Regions from separate parts of the Homo sapiens genome. Here region 1 is linked to region 2. A link is a loop called in an ENCODE intact Hi-C map of the cell type or tissue named here. Cell type or tissue: CD4-positive, alpha-beta T cell. All regions are shown on one strand.

Region 1 (8,000 bases), 280 kb after region 2:
AGGGGGGGGGGTGGATCACCTGAGGTCAGGAGTTCAAGACCAGCCTGGCCAACATGGTGAAACCCCACCTCTACTAAAAATACAAAAATTACCTGGGTGTGGTGTCATGCACCTACAGTCCCAGCTCCTAGGGAGGCTGAAACAGGAGAATCGCTTGAACCCAGGAGGCAGAAGTTGCAGTGAGCTGAGATTGCATCACTGCACTCCAGCCTGGGCGACAGAGCAAGGTTCCATCAAAAAAGGAAAGAAGAAAAGAAGGGGGGGAGAGGGGAGGGGAGGGGAAAGGAAAAAGAGAAAGAGACCATTGCATGGAGGAGCCCCTAACCCTGACAATACTGATTTGAACTTCTCTGGAGGATGGAACTTATAAATCTAAGCAAAGTAGAGAGAATGCTCAGTAACAACAACAGTTGTTTTGTTTTTTTTTTTAAGGAGGGTGGAGGGAAGAAGAAAGAGATGGAGAAAGCAACCAGATATGAGACAGGAAACAAAAAAGTGAAACAGAGGCCCACAGTTGGACCCAATTTGAAATCCAAAATTTACTAAAAGAATTTATACAACGTAAGATTTAAAAGGGCACTAACTGGCTTTTGTACTTCTGCAACATAGGTTCTGAATTAACTTTAACACAATTTGAATGCACCAACAGGCAAATCTTCATGGCCTTAACACTGAGGCTCAAACTACATTTATTCCTGGGATCTCATTAAATTTAAACAAATTACCCCCTATAATTATAATCTATAATATAGATCTAATTTATAAGTCTTTCATTTACAGATTAACATGCTATAATCTTAGGGGAGTTACTGAACAAAAAATAGAGGGCACATAAGTATGTTTCACCTTAACTGCAGGAATTATTGTCTAAATTTTCCAGTATCATAGCATTCATTGTCCTAAAATATCCCATAGTGAGCATGGACACTCTGGCCTAATGATCAATACATTTAAATATAATTAAGAATTTGACATATACAAAATTGGCTTGGCAAAATGAGACCCCATGGACCATACCCCTAGTAAAACCAGTTAGTATGGCTCAATGTAAATTTAAACAGAAACTTACAAGTACTGAAATCCATCACATGCCTCCATTGTTCCTTCATATAAGAACTCAATTTGGCCTGTTCTTAAATTTGGAATGAATGACACTACACAGTGGATTATGTAACCTTAATGCCATAGTGCTACCCAGTAAGGCCCCCAGACATTATATTATTGAATTGACTGACTCCATCTAATCAGCAACTGCAACGTATTTTGCTATTATAGATTTGGCTAATATGTTCCATTCAGCTCCCACTTCAACAGCTTCTTAGTCAAAACTTTCCTTTACCTCTAAAGGAATACAACCTATCTTTAGCTGGTGGCCACCCACAGGGTACCCCAACAGCCTTGCCATCATACACAAGCCTTTGCAGGGAAGGTCTTAACTGCACTCAACTTTCTCCAAGAGTACAGGCATGACATTATATTGATGACATTCTCTTCTGAAGGCATTCATTCGACATTCGACACACTCGTTCAGGACATACAAATAAAAACTCACCAAGGAGTTCACAGAAGAGAAATGGGCCATTGCCTTGTGCATAGTACAACGTCTTGCCACCATGCTAAATTCCTGAAAATTACCTGGTAAACTGCAGGGAACTCCATCCCCTGACTCTTAAGAAATAGCTAATGATTGTATCAGCACCAAAAATAGTAAGGGAAGCCCAGGGTCTTTTAGGCTTTTTTGGGTTCAGGAAGCAAAATATCCTTCCTTTGTAAATTTTTATTGAAGCCCATCTTCAATGGGCTTCCCTCCAACAACCGCCTCTAGAATCTGTCCAAACTGCAATCAACATGCATTTCCTTTAGTTCCCTCAGAGACTCCTCACTATAAAAGCTTTAGTAACCTCCTCTCATGCTTCCTGGAGTCTCTAGACCACTTATAATGGCTATAAGTTACCCCTGGACTTCTGATACAAGAAACTGAACCCCCTTGGCCCTGCTGTATACAATATAAGAATACCAAATTCTGGCCATGTGCTGATCTCTCCTGAGAAGAGAAACTTCTGTTCTCTGAACCCGTGACCCTCCATACCCAGGTCTCCATTATGCCTTGAGTCATACAAGTGGCACCCTGCAAGCTTGGCATAGCTATTGAGGCCTCTTTGCTACAGGACAGGGCCAAACGTGGGCCCTCTCGCATATTCTATTTGCCAAGTTGTAGGAGGATGAAAGGAGGGCCTCCCCTTTCCTCAGACCTTTGCCTGATGCCACAGTGCTGGAGGAGGTCACCCCTTTAAGATTTGGCTATGTAAGGAGCCACTTGCAATCAACTAATCAACAGCAATGGGAGTTCATACATTTTACAGATGAAAATATCACCATCAGGCATGACGGAGCTCACTGGAGAGCTGCTACTTTTCATCCCCTAATCAATATGTTGCTGATACAAGATGGGACCTATCTTAGTCAGCTCAGGCCGTCATAACAAAATGCCACAGACTGGGTGGCTTAAACAACAGACATTTATTTCTCACAGTGCTGCAGGCTAGAAGTCCAATATCAGGGTGCCAGCATGGTCAGGTTCCAGTAAAGGCCCTCTTTCTAGCTTGCAGATGGCAGCTTTATTGCTGTGTCCTCACACAGCAGAAGAGGAAACTCAAGTGTTTCTTCTTGTACTCCCACCATGGGGGCTTCATCCTCATGACCTCATCTAAAACTAATTGCTTCCTGAAGCCTCAACTCCTATCACATTGGGGGTTAGAACTTCAACATATGAATTTTAGGGAGACACAAACAGTCAGTCCATAACTGAAACCAAGGGTCACCACAATCGGACAAACTTCAGGCAGTCGTGTAACACTGGATACTCCGGCCAAAAGTTGATTCCATCTGCATATTTTTATATTCTTGGGTCATTGCCAGTAGTCTGACACTCTGGTCTAGTCAAAGACCACAACAATTTCTCGTTCAAGGTTGCCACACTTGGGGTAAAACAAAAACAAAAACAAAACAAAACAAAACAAAACAAAAATAACCAAACCTCTGGTAATCTCTCGCCCTACAGATACCCAAAATATAAATTAAAGTCACACATATCTCTACACATGCCCAAGCCACAATATAAGGTCTCATCAAGACACTCCTTATCTATTAGGTTGGTGCAAAAGTAATTGCAGTTTTTGCCATTACTTTGAATGGTAAAAACTGCAATTACTTTTGCACCAACCTAACACTTTGGAGTTCCAGACACTGATAGTACAAGAAACGTTTTGCTTCCCAGAACACACAATGCTGGGCTCTTGAACAAGGGATTCAATGGAATGTTTGTCTTCCTTATTGGCCTCAGGCTATAAGCCTCATAGAGCACCATAAGGGCTTACTAAACAAGCTCAAATTCAATAAAATAATATATAGTATGTTTTAGTCGTCAGTTAGACATCAGGGTGAATTGTAATAGTAAGACTCCTGTGTTTGATGTTTGAAGCTGTCATCTTTTTCAGCCTCACTGCTCTCATTTCCCCTTATGGCCCACATCTGGACTGATCACAAAGCCTAGATGCTCCCTCCTCTGGTGCTTGTGGGAAAGTCAAACCAGGCAAGTTCCTGTTTATGTACAGAAACCCTTGCCCCACCCTATACCCTAACCTCAATAAAAACTCCAAGCCAATCTCCTTTCAGTGCTCTCTCAAGACATTTTCAATCTGCTTGAGAGGACTGCCCTGCTTTATTTATGTCAGTAATAAAGCATTGCCAAAGGAGATTAACATCTGGGGCCAGGCGCGTTGGCTCATGCCTGTAATCCAGCACTTTGAGAGGCTGAGATGGGAGGATCACCAGAGGTCAGGAGTTCAAGACCACCCTGGTCAACATGGTGAAACCCCATCTCTACTAAAAATACAAAAATTAGCTAGGCATAGTGGTGGGCACCTGTAATCCCAGCTACTTGGGAGGCTGAGGCAGGGGAATCACTTGAACCCAGGAGGCAGAGGTTGCAGTGAGCTGAGATTGTGACATTGCATTCTAGCCAGGGTGACAACAGTGAAACTCTGTCTCAAAAAAAGAAAAAGAGAGAGAGAGAGATTAACATTTGAGTCAGTGGACTGGGAAAGGCAGACTCACCCTCAATCTTGGTGGGCACAATCTCATCAGCTGCCAGTGCAGCCAGATTAAAAGCAGACAGAAGAAAAGACCAGACTGGCTTAGCCTCCAAGCCTACATTTGTGCTGGATGCTTCCTGCCCTCGAACATCAGACTCCAAGTTCTTCAGCTTTGAGATATGGACTGGCTTCCTTGCTCCTCAGCTTGCAGACAGCCTATTGTGGGAGCTCACCTTGTGACAGTGTGAGTCAATACTCCTTAATAAACTCCCCTTTATATATCCATCTATCCTATTAGTTCTGTCCCTCTGGATAACCCTAATACACCATGGAATCACCTCATTGCTAAAGTTCCAATTAATGTAAGAACCAAAGTAGAGTAGTTTGGGGTTTTTTTCCTCTGTATTAATTTTAACTCATACCAAACTACTTTATAAAAAGGCCACTCTATAATATTCCACTTTGCTTTACTACAAATTCAAATTACCTAAATATTTTCCTAATACTAAATGAGAATCCAAACAAAATTGAGATACGAATCCACCTATGTCCACAGAGCAGCTACAACAGGTATAAATTTAACAAAAGAAGTATAAATCTTTTACTCTGAAAACTATATAATATTGTTGAAATAATTTAAGAATACATAAATAATTAGAAAGCATCCCATGTTCATGGATTGGAAGTCTTAATATTGTTAAGATGGCAATACTCCCCAAATTGATCTACCGATTCAATGCAATTCCTATGTAAAATGCCACATGGCTTATCTGCAGAAATTAACAAGCTAATCCTAAAATTCATATAGAAATTCAAAAGACAAAGAATAGCCAAAATAATCTTGAAAAATAAGAACAAAGTTGGAGGGCTCATACTCCCCCATTTCAAAGCTTAGTGTAAAGCTACAATAATCAAGACAGTGTGGTACTAGCATAAAGATAGACATATAGCTAAGTAGAACAGAATTAACATTCCAGAAATAAACCCAATATTTGTGGTGAACTAAATTTCATCAAGGTTGCCAAGACCATTCATTGGATAAAGAAGAGGTTTTTCAACAAATGGTGTTAAATATACTTATTCCAAAGAAAGCTAGACCCCTATTCATCTATATTTTAAAAATTCAAAATGAATTAAAAGCTTCAAGGTGTGTGAAAAAACTACAAAACTCTTGGGGAAAAATAGGTATAAATCTTGATGACACCAGATTAGCCAATGGTTTCTTAGCTATGACATGAAAAGCATAAGTAACAAAAGAAAAATTTAGGTAAGTTGAATTTCATCAAAACTGAAAGTTTTTGTGCTTCAAAGGACACTATCAAAAAAGAGAAAAAAACCCTAAGAATGGGATAAAATATTTGCAAATAAGTGTCTAATATCCAACATGTATAAATACCTATTCCAACACAACAATGAAAAGAAAAATAACCAAATTTTAAAATTAGCAAATAAATTGAATAGGTATCTCCCCCAAGAACATGTACAACTAACTGGCCAGCAACACATGACAAAATGCACAGCATTTTCAGCCATCAGAAAAAGTGCAAATCAATGCCATAATCAGATACCATGACACACTCATTAGGACAGCTATAATTAAAAAGACAGACAATAACAAGTGTTGGTGAGGATATGGAGAAACTGGAGCCCTCCACATATAGCTGGTGGGAATGTAAAATAGTGCAGCCACTTTGGAAAACAGCCTGGCAGTTTCTTGGAAGATTAAATACAGAGGTGCAATGTGACCAAGCAATCCTCCTTCTAGGTATATTCCAATGAAAAGATATGTTTACATAAAACTTGCACATAAATTTGACATTATTCATAAGAGACAAAAGTTGGAAAGAATGCAAATATACTTCAACTGATGAATGGATAAACAAAGTGGATTACCTATACACTGGAATATTTTTCAGCTATAAAAAGGAGTGAAGTACTGATACATGCTGAAATGTGGATGAAGTTTGAAAGGCCACATATTATATGATTCCATTACACGAAATGCCCAAAATAGAGACAAAATGGCTTAATGGTTTCCCAGAACTGGGGCTTGAGGGAGTGGCTGCTAATGGATACAAGATTTCTTTCTTTTTGGGACTGTGAAAATGTTATAAAATTGCAGTGATATTTGCATAATTCTGTGAATATACTAAAAACCACTAAATTGTATCCTTTAAATTGTGAATTGCATATAGTACACGAATTATATCTCAACAAAGCTGTTATGGTAAATAAAAGTTCTTCAGCTCAGGAATAGGCTTACATTAAGACAGAGCTATGGCTGTTTTCCCAATCTATATAAATATCTTCACTTTCAAAGGGCCTGTGTCAGATAGAAAACTTGGTCTGTTATTGTATGTCCTCTACAAAAACACTCCTCTCATGCAGGTGGAATAAATGTTTTGTATGGCAGATCAAAGACTCTTCTAAATGAATAAAATCCTAATAGGGAAATTAATTTAAATAAATCCAGAAGCTAATAAACATTTTTTAATAAAAACCTAAGATCAAATATTCAAATCTCATGCAAAGAAGCTGAAGTGGACTCATTTCTTTCATTTTTATCATTATATTCTGACAAGATTTTGCCCAAAAAAAAGATGAAAATTTCTATTCGAACAACAAAAAAGATTGTGCTGCTGCTGAACTTTTAAAAGATGTGTTGTTCTTTCAAAATAATATCATTTTTCTTTTAAAAGATAAATCCTTTGAAAAAACCAGATATTCTCATTTTGATGAAACTTGAAGAATTAAGTTTGTTTTGCCATTTTCCCTTTTTGTATTGATTCTCCTTTTAATGACTCTGTAATGTTACAAAAATATCTCAATCAACTAAAATCATAGCGTTTTAAGTTTTACTATTATATTGATAAAGATCCATCCAACATTGTCAAACGTTCTTGACATTCCAGGCAACCAGTAAAGAAGTTAAGAAAGTAAATGTATATTAATCCAATTCAATACGCATTCACAGATGCCTACCATTGTCAAGACACTTCACAAGGTGTTCTGGAAAATTCAGAAACAAAGAAGGAGTAGTCCCTACCAGGGCTGACAATCTGCTGGAGCACTGTGGCTCACTGATAACCACAGCCTAAGATAAAGTGGGTAACAGGACCGGAATAGAGGTGAGAGTAAGTGCTATGGGAAGAAAAAACTAAATGAAAGCAAAACACATCAAGCAGAATGATTCAGTGTTTTTATTCAAGGGCCATGTTTTCCTTATAATTTCATATTTGAAGTTTTTCTCTGGTACATTTATATGTACAGGGCAATATATTGTTTGGGCTCATTTTTTTTTTAATTTTACCATAGTTCTTCCTAGTTGTTTTTACAGTTTCTCCTTTCACAGATACTTTGTTAGAGAGGTGGTTTGCTTTGTTCACATGGCTGAGAAGCAATTCTTCCTCTCTCACCTTGCTTGGAAACATAAACAAACAGCAGCTGTTTTTTATCAAGCTTTCTTCACACTGGGACAAACCTCTTTAAACACAACTCTGTAGTATTAGGGCTACAGCTCTCCCAAAGGAGAAAAGAAAGACACAATTAAACAAAGCAAGAGAAGTGGCACATTTCAGAACTGTATTACAGATCTGCATTTTGTATAATTACTAGCAAGTGTATAATCTCAAGAAAGACTCAAACTCTTTGAATTTCAGTTTTCTCACATGAAAAATGAGGATAAAACCATCTATTCATTACAATGATAGAAAAGAAATTGCATCTAAAATGCTTATCATATTGCCTAACATATAATAAACACCCAACAAATGATAGGCATTGCTATTGCTGCTATCATTAATGCCACTCTTACTGTAATTGCAAAAGCACCTTTCCACCAAAAGGAAAAATAGAACATAGGTCAAGGTGCACAGGAGCTAACTTCCAAGATGGTGGCTCTCCAGT
Region 2 (8,000 bases):
GGAACTCAGGGGCCGAGATGTGGTTTTCAAGTCATCCATTTACCAAGCGGATGGACCATAGACAGAATGATTAGGATGGACCATTCCCTATCTTTGGAATTGGAGATGATTCAGAGTGTGTGTGTATTAAGGAGGAGGCAGAGGGATGCAGACACAGGGAGGGAGGCTCACATCACAAACTGCTACAGGAGATGAGGTGCTGGTTTTAGGCCCACATAAGAAGGTACTCCAAGAGCCACCAGGTCTCTTAACTCCTGCTAGAAACCAGACGCCAAAGGAACCAAGGAGAGGGCTCAGCCTTGACAGGCAACTACTGGAGGGCTATCTCTCTCCCTGTCTCTCTTTGCACTTGGTGGTGTCCCCAAGGAATAATATGCTAGAAACAGACTCATGATTCAGATGCTCCACAAAGGTTTGTTATTTAAATGATTTTTCCCAAAGAGAATAATCTAACTTATATTTTCAAAACCGTGATGGTCCCATACCAGGTATGCTTAGAGTGGGCCGCAGGGATCAATAGGCATACTCTACCCCCTGAGGAAGGGCAGAGCACTTTCTGGTGCTTAAGTGTCATGCTCTACCAACTGAGCTAGCGGGCGATGATTTTCTGGTATTTAAATGATAACGCTTGATATGGTTTGGCTGTGTCCCCACCCAAATCTCATCTTGAATTGTAGCTTCCACAATTCCCACATGTTATGGGAGGGACCTGGTGGGAGGTAACTGAATCATGGGGGTGGGTCTTTCCCATGCCATTCTTGTGATAGTAAGTCTCACAAGATCTGATGGTTTTATAAAGGGGAGTTTCCCTGCACAAGTTCTCTTCTCTTCTCTGCCGCCATGTGAGATGTGCCTTTCACCTTCTGCCATGATTGTGAGGCCTTCCCAGCCACGTGGAACTGTGAGTTCATTAAACCTCTTTCTTTTGTAAATTGCCCAGTCTCAAGTATGTCTTTGTCAGCAGTATGAAAACGGACTAATAGAACAACCCACAGAGTCAGAGGCACTGAATTAAATCACAGAGCCTGGGCCTGACAGCCCCTTCATTATAGTCTTGTCCTTGAAACTGGACCCTTAGTAACTCCATTTTATAGAAAAACTGAGGTCTAGGAAAGTGAATAAACTCATCTCTCGCAGGGAAGAGGTTCTGGGGCTGAGAAAACCATATCTCCTCTTGTTAGAGAGTCATGATTTTTGAATATTGTCTTTCCTTTGACTTGTGTTTAGTTGGAGGGGAGTTTACAGCATTTATTTTCAAATAAGTCGCCAGTGACATTTAAGTGAAGAATTGGTATCTGCCAGAGGCCATGGGTCTAGAAAGGTTGAGTGGGATGGCCAGGTGACATTCCATACCTCATCTGCTCTGTGGCCTCTCTGGCTACAGGAAGGCTATGCTGAATTCTGTATCCCAGAATATCTTAAAGGCACGCACTTTTACTACAGACCAGGTTTAACCAACTGCCCACCAGGATCTGGGGAAAACCTCAGGCCTCTTCTGCAAAGCAGCAGCTGAAATTCACCTTTCTTCTCCCATGGCACCTATCTGCCTTCAAAAAAGTGACATTTAATTACACACACACACACACACAAACCCAAACAAAAAAACGTATTGATGACAAAGCATAAGTGAGATGAGCTGAATGGGGCAATTAGTTTTCACCTTGGTCAGGTATCTGTTCTCATCTTATTGCACCTTATTGTGAAATGTATATTATCATCAATAGAGGTGGGTTTTATCAGGCTTCAGTATCAAGGATCTTCCATGAATGTTGAGAAGACTTCGCTATTCTGAGTTTCATTTTCCACTGACCATGATGTTTTGCACAACTGACACCACAGGCCAAGGGTTCTTATTACTTCAAAGAGCTGCTTGGCATATCTGGAGGATTCTGTCCCTTGATATTGGGAATATTTTGATGTTTGGGGGTTGTGCTAAAAACTTCCTTTAGCTGAAGTCCTATGAGTAAAAGCATACAGACGCTCATGGTTCTTTTATCAAAGCACTGTGGGGGCACTTATTTTTGTGACACATAATATTCTTTCAGAACAACAACCATAGGAACCATTAATTTACCTTGAATTTACCACTTCACTAGCACTCTCTACTGTGTTATGTGCTGAATAGCTGTCAGAAATGCCACCTTAAGTGCTCACATTTTCTTTAAGCCTTTGGTTATTCAAGATAAAATTAAGGGAAGAGAAGATAATCGCAGAGCATCGTTTATAAGTGGGAGAGGCACAAAACACTATGTTTAAATGACCATGTTTTGGATTTAGGAAGCAACAAAGAGCTTGATGTTTTCAATTCTGATAAGGTATAATTACTGCTCTGAGAGCTCCACTCAGTGGGAAAATCTCTGAAATGTGAAGTCCTTTGGCTGGTGGACGTAATAGCTTCTCTACTGCTTTAGCTCAAGGGCAACATTCATTCTGATGAATCCCTGAATTTAAAATCTGAATGCATTAAACAGATAAAGCTAGCAAGCCTTTATTTTCCAAAGGGGTTCTACTGCTGTCTCTTCTCTCCTGCCCTTTAACAGACACCCTGTCCTGACCCATGAATCAACCAGGTGTTATGGAGCACTCAAGGTGAGCTGGGGCCAGCTTCACTATGAGGAGTTTGCAATCCATGCTAGAGCAATCACTGCACTTTTAAAAACAGTTCCCCAGGGCCTAAATCTCTATTCAGAAGTCATTAACTAATTTACCAAGGGCTTAAAGATATGCAGGGAGCGGGGGCACTCTGCAGACAGCAGGCATCGGGTGTTCTCGTCCCAATACGCTCTTCCTTCCTCTTTGCTCACCCCACATTCTGCTCCTCTCTCCATCCTGCTCTTCCAAGACTCCTTCCCATTATCAAGGATGAGGCTTCCACTTGAGCACATAGTATTTTTTTTATGGCAACAGCTTAAACCATTAGGTCATTTTCTGTGTGTTTAACTTTTAGATTATTGTTTCACCTGTTTTGCAATTGTGCGTTTCCCCCCTTAATACATAAAAAGCACCTTGATGATTGTGAAGAGAGGGAGAAGTAGCATCATAATATAGTGGAAAAACATGAGTGTTGGGTGTGGCCTGGCCTGTATTTGTATCTTGGCTCCATCACTTTCTAATTATGTTGTCTTCAGAGGACTATGCAATCTCCCCAAACCTCAGTTTCCCCAGGCATCACATGAGGATGATATCTACAACAGCTATGGTTGTTGTGAGGGTTAAAATAATGCCTGTTAAGTGCCCAGGACATAGTAGATGGTCAATAAATAAGAGCTCTATTGTTAAAGTTCTGCCTCTTACTTTTTTGAATCCTCCCTACCTACCCACCCCATATGGTAGAGACAGAGTTGCTAAAGATTGTCTACTAATATATGTGAACTGAAGGTGAAAGGTTGAAGTTCAAATATACAAAATATATAAAAAATATACATACCCCTAACTAACAACAACAAGACACAGATAAAGCAAATATGGCAGAATGTTAATAAATGTTAAATATGGATTATGGGGTATCTGGGTTTTATTCTTTCCACTATTCTATATTAAATTTTTTTTGTGATAAAAGGTAAAATAATAAAAGCCTTAAAATATATACACACTCTGAGAAGAAGGAGGTTGGTGAATTATTAATTTTTTAGTAAGTTTAGAAAGTCCAAAAATGCTTGACATATTCATTTTGAGGTCTTTTATGCCTAAACTATTTAATAACATGTAAAAAAATTCAAAACCATCATCTACAATCACATTCATAAAGTTAACAAAGAAGACAAGAATAGATATGAAAAATACTGAATAAGTATAATAAATCTTATTAAAAGTAACATGAAAATCCATGTACCCTCAGGTAATGTGTATAAAACTCCATGCTGCAGGGTGAGGACCATCCTGTGGACTGTTTCATGGGAGAGCCACCAGGGGATGCTAAAGAGTAGCATTACGGGGAACCACACAGCAAAAGCACCATCACACCATTCAACCTGACCCTAAGGAGCGCGAGTCCGTCCCTGAGAGTCACACTCATTACTACACCACTTGGGGGTCTGGGAGCATGGATACAGCAGATCTGTTTGGCCCGTGGTGAGGAACATACCTTGCTGCAGGGGCAGAGCTGCCTGCAACCAGCACAAGTGTGAGGCTGCTGTTGGCACCTAAGTGTGGCATCTTAGAATCCCTGGACGCTGGGCTGAGGCTGTGTTAGAGCTGACAACTTTCACAGCTACTCTGCCAGGAGCTATAAAGCATGGGGCAGAAAAGGGAGATTCTTATCTGGGCTTCTAATTCTTTTTCTCTAGTGGTGAGGCTTACTTCCAACACATATTTAAATTAATGGCATCAGCATATTCAGGTAAAAATATATAGCAGCAACTGAAGAGCTATACTAGAAAATTATTTTCATTTTCATTTTAAAAAATGTATTTTGAGATGGAGTCTCCCTCTGTCACCAAGGCTGGAGTGCAGTGGAGCAATCTCGGTTCACTGCAACCTCCGTCTCCTGGGTTCAAGCAATACTCCTGCCTCAGCCTCCCAAGTAGTTGGGATCACAGGCACGTGCCACCACACTCGGCTAATTTTTTTAATTTTTTTTATTTTTGGTAGAGATGGGGTTTCACCATGTTGGCCAGGCTGCTCGAGCCTGGCCACTGAAAATTATTTTCTTAAATTATTTTTAAAGTACATTCCAGGCCAAGCTCTTCAAGGGCTTTGACTGTGTTTTCACCTTCTCCCACTTGAGAGTAAAATCCTTGAGGTAGATCCTGACAGATTTCTTTGTACTCAGAAAAGAATGTTTGATTGAATATTTGTTAAAAAAGTGCCTTTGCCAGCTGGGCATGGTGGCTCATGCCTGTAATCACAGTGCTTTAGGAGGCTGAGGCAGGAGGATCACTTGAGGCCAGGAGTTTGAGACCAGCCTAGAAAACATAGTGAGACCCATCTCTATAAAGCATCTTTGCACATTAATTCACTACATTCTCACAATGACTTTGTGAAGAGTTATTATGAATTCTATTTTAAATGGAGAAAACTGAGATTCAAAGTTAATGACTCAGCCAGGGGGAAAGAGAACAAGGACAGGGATGTTATTCCTACAGTGATGATGACGAAGTGCACAGAGGCAGGAACTTGCTCAAGGTCTCACCACTGGATAGGGGCAGAGATGGAACTGACTCTGGGTTAGCACTGCGTCCTCTCTCCACCAGAGCATGCTGTGCAGATAAATATGCTACAGTGTACAAAAGATACACGTGCATTCCTTACAGGATGGAATTCTGGCAGGGCCTTCTAACTGGTAGAACAAAGAGATCATGCATTTTCAGGCTATACAGGTCATGCTTCCTCAAAGCTGGCATGCTTGGCTCAGACAAGATCTCATTCACAATAATAATGCATGGGTTTCTCACAAGGGTGACATGGGGTACCTTGGGTTCTCCTGACCTGGTAACTTCAAAGGGCTCCATTGTTGAAGGTTTCAGGGCTGCTTTGCCTCTATTTTCCCAGGTTCTCCACCCCATGTCACACCTCCTGGTCTAATTCAGTATTACTAGCAAATTCTCAAATCCATCACCTTAAACTACATGGCATGCATGACGGCCTGCATAAAAGCCACTGATTATGTTCAATTAGGACTTTAACTTTTTAAAAAAAAAACATTTTATCTTCTGTTTTTTCTTCTGGCATTTATCTGGAGAGAAAGATAGCGTAGAGATCAGAAAGACAGAGAAAAAAATACATTGTGTGGGAGGTGAAATGCCACGGTCATTTTTGAAGCCCATTTGGAGTTACTGGTTGTGATTTACTGAAAAGAAAATGAAATTCATGTCCACCATCCATCTTGCTGAAATGTCATGCCAAGTGTAGCTGTAGTAGCAGAGAGGTCCAGTGGAGATGCCTGCAAATCACCTGCCAGCCGCTGTTGGTCTCTGGTTTGAGAGCCACATGCATGCTACAGAGAAGTAAAACTCCTGGTCTGCAGGCCAACAAGGAATTTTCCTGGAACATGGAAGTGCATAACTACAGGGAACTGACCCCTAATTTTGGCAGTTACTCTCTCCCCTGCCATGATCCCAAAAGTGGGGCCTAAAAGTTCCAACTTCTAAAACACGGAACATATTATCAATATATTATATCAATATCTATTGCTTTGTCCATCATATGAAACCTTTATCAAGGGCTTGTTCTGACTCTTTGGATGATGTCTGGAAGGCAGAGTCCCAGAGCAGGCAGTGTGACTAAAACAGGGTCACTGAACTTCAAGGAACAGCCCTGTTTTCCTCTTTAGGTACAACTTGACAGTCAGTGGGAAATACGACGAATCACCTTCCCTAATTACAAAAATGCTCATCTTGACCATGGCCAGTCAGGCCTCTTGGGCTCCTTGAAGACGTGTTTGTAACTTTAATTCTTACGGGGGGGGGGGGGTGTTCGGCTACTTTATGCAAGCTTACCAGATCACGTCATGCATCGTGACTAGACCAGAAAGGAAGGTATGAAATTCACATTGGCCATTTTCTGCTGGGGTTAAAATTCTGGTTGGGGAGGAGGCTGAAACTATTGGTAAAATGGAAATTTCAGGGCTGTCTACTCATCTTGTCATTTAATACCACAACAGATTGATAAATGGCTCTTTCTGTTGAAAGCTTTAAACAAACAAAAATAATAACAACAAAAAAGAGCAGCTCAGGCTTCTATACTGGAGTAGAGGGGAAGGTGAAGGATGTCATAAAAGGCCAAAAAGGAGCTGCCAGGGGACATGGAGCCACTTCACATTCTTCTGCTTTTCTTTTCAAATTGACCAGATATTTCGTTAATTCACTTTCTTATTTGGAGAGCATTTATACAGCACTTTTACTTCCTCCCATGTATAGATACCAGGAGGTCCATATGTGCATCTCAAAAATGTGCACTTATGTTTATGCTTTTTCTCCCCCAAGCACACCTTGGTGACTTCAAGGTGGAGAACAAATGCAGTGGGACACTAGGCTCCCACCTCTGTTCCCTGGGGAAAGGCTGGGATGCTTATCTGCTCCATGGTTAATAACAGATTCAGTATACACACACAGATCCAGACATTTGCAGAGGAGAAACCAACCTCCCTGCATTTTCAGAAAAATTGAGGGCACAAGGAGAATCCGAACCTCACCCCATGCTGCTCTGGGAACTGTGAGCATGGCCTTGAGAAGAGTCCCAGGCCAAGCACATTCCATTGCCCATCAACAGCCGACGTGAACGGTACTGGGGCCCTGTCTCCCTTTGTTGTGATGTGAGCAGTAATGTCGGAAAGTGACCATCTCCCCTCGAAAATGCAAACTACCACACGCTCCATTTCCTGCAAAGATCCCACCTTCAAAAATGTTCCTGTATATCCTTTCCTTTCATTTTTTACATAATTTCGTATTTTGGAATGAAGATTATTAATGATCCTTCCCAGACGTATTTCTTTCACACCTAAGGATAAACGTGGCTCCCCAAAGATGATGGGATGCCTCAGGAGATTCTGCCTGAACTCCTGAAAATCCAAACTCCACTCTGATCAAAACTCAAACCCAAAACAGCAACATACACAAACAACCGTCACCATCACCACACTCTCCTCCAACCAAAATGCCCTTGGACCTTCACGAAATGGGGCCTCACCTTTCTAAAGAAATGCTGCGTGGCCACGGCGAGGGCATCAAAGCCGCAGATGGCCCTCTTCAGCTCCCCTTGCGCAACGCCCAGCTGTCTGGTCTGCTGCTCACACCGCTCCTTCAGCCGCAGCACCAGCTGCCGCTCAGCCTCACGGGCCTGCGGGTCCGGCTTGGGCGGAAACCCATTTCGAGCTGCCGCAGTCCTCTGCTTTGGGTATCCTGTGAGAAAGAAAACCAAACCCCGGTCACCTGTGAAAAAACACTCAGTACACATGTGACAACGGCTTCTTATTACACAAGGAGTTCTTCAAGTGGTAGAGAAGAAATTGCCCACGGTTTGTCATTTTTAAGGATTGAAAAGAAAAAACAGTCAGGGACTAA

What was found. Peaks named below come from ENCODE experiments on the same cell type or tissue, not always from the same donor. Only the 100,000 strongest peaks of a DNase experiment are listed, where the experiment ranks them.
Region 1: a loop joins it to region 2, with 7 times the contacts of the local background. A loop is called at or near these places in 10 of 110 quality-filtered maps.

What each region holds. Positions count from the first base shown.
Region 1 is chr13:29,076,793-29,084,792 of GRCh38, reverse strand. All of the region lies in intron 4 of MTUS2 (microtubule associated scaffold protein 2), which reads right to left. Among named protein-coding and RNA genes, the nearest start is that of MTUS2-AS2, 170 kb to the left of the region's middle. In CD4-positive, alpha-beta T cell, no CTCF peak of the experiment used is centred here; a DNase peak (open chromatin) is centred at 3,562; H3K27ac peaks cover 1,058 bases.
Region 2 is chr13:29,359,100-29,367,099 of GRCh38, reverse strand. It overlaps MTUS2 (microtubule associated scaffold protein 2), which reads right to left. Exons shown (of 16, transcript NM_001033602.4): 8 at 7,627-7,838. Among named protein-coding and RNA genes, the nearest start is that of MTUS2-AS2, 110 kb to the right of the region's middle. RefSeq lists a silencer at 3,854-4,148 and an enhancer at 3,964-4,183. In CD4-positive, alpha-beta T cell, a CTCF peak has its summit at 3,888 (motif pointing right); a DNase peak (open chromatin) is centred at 3,919.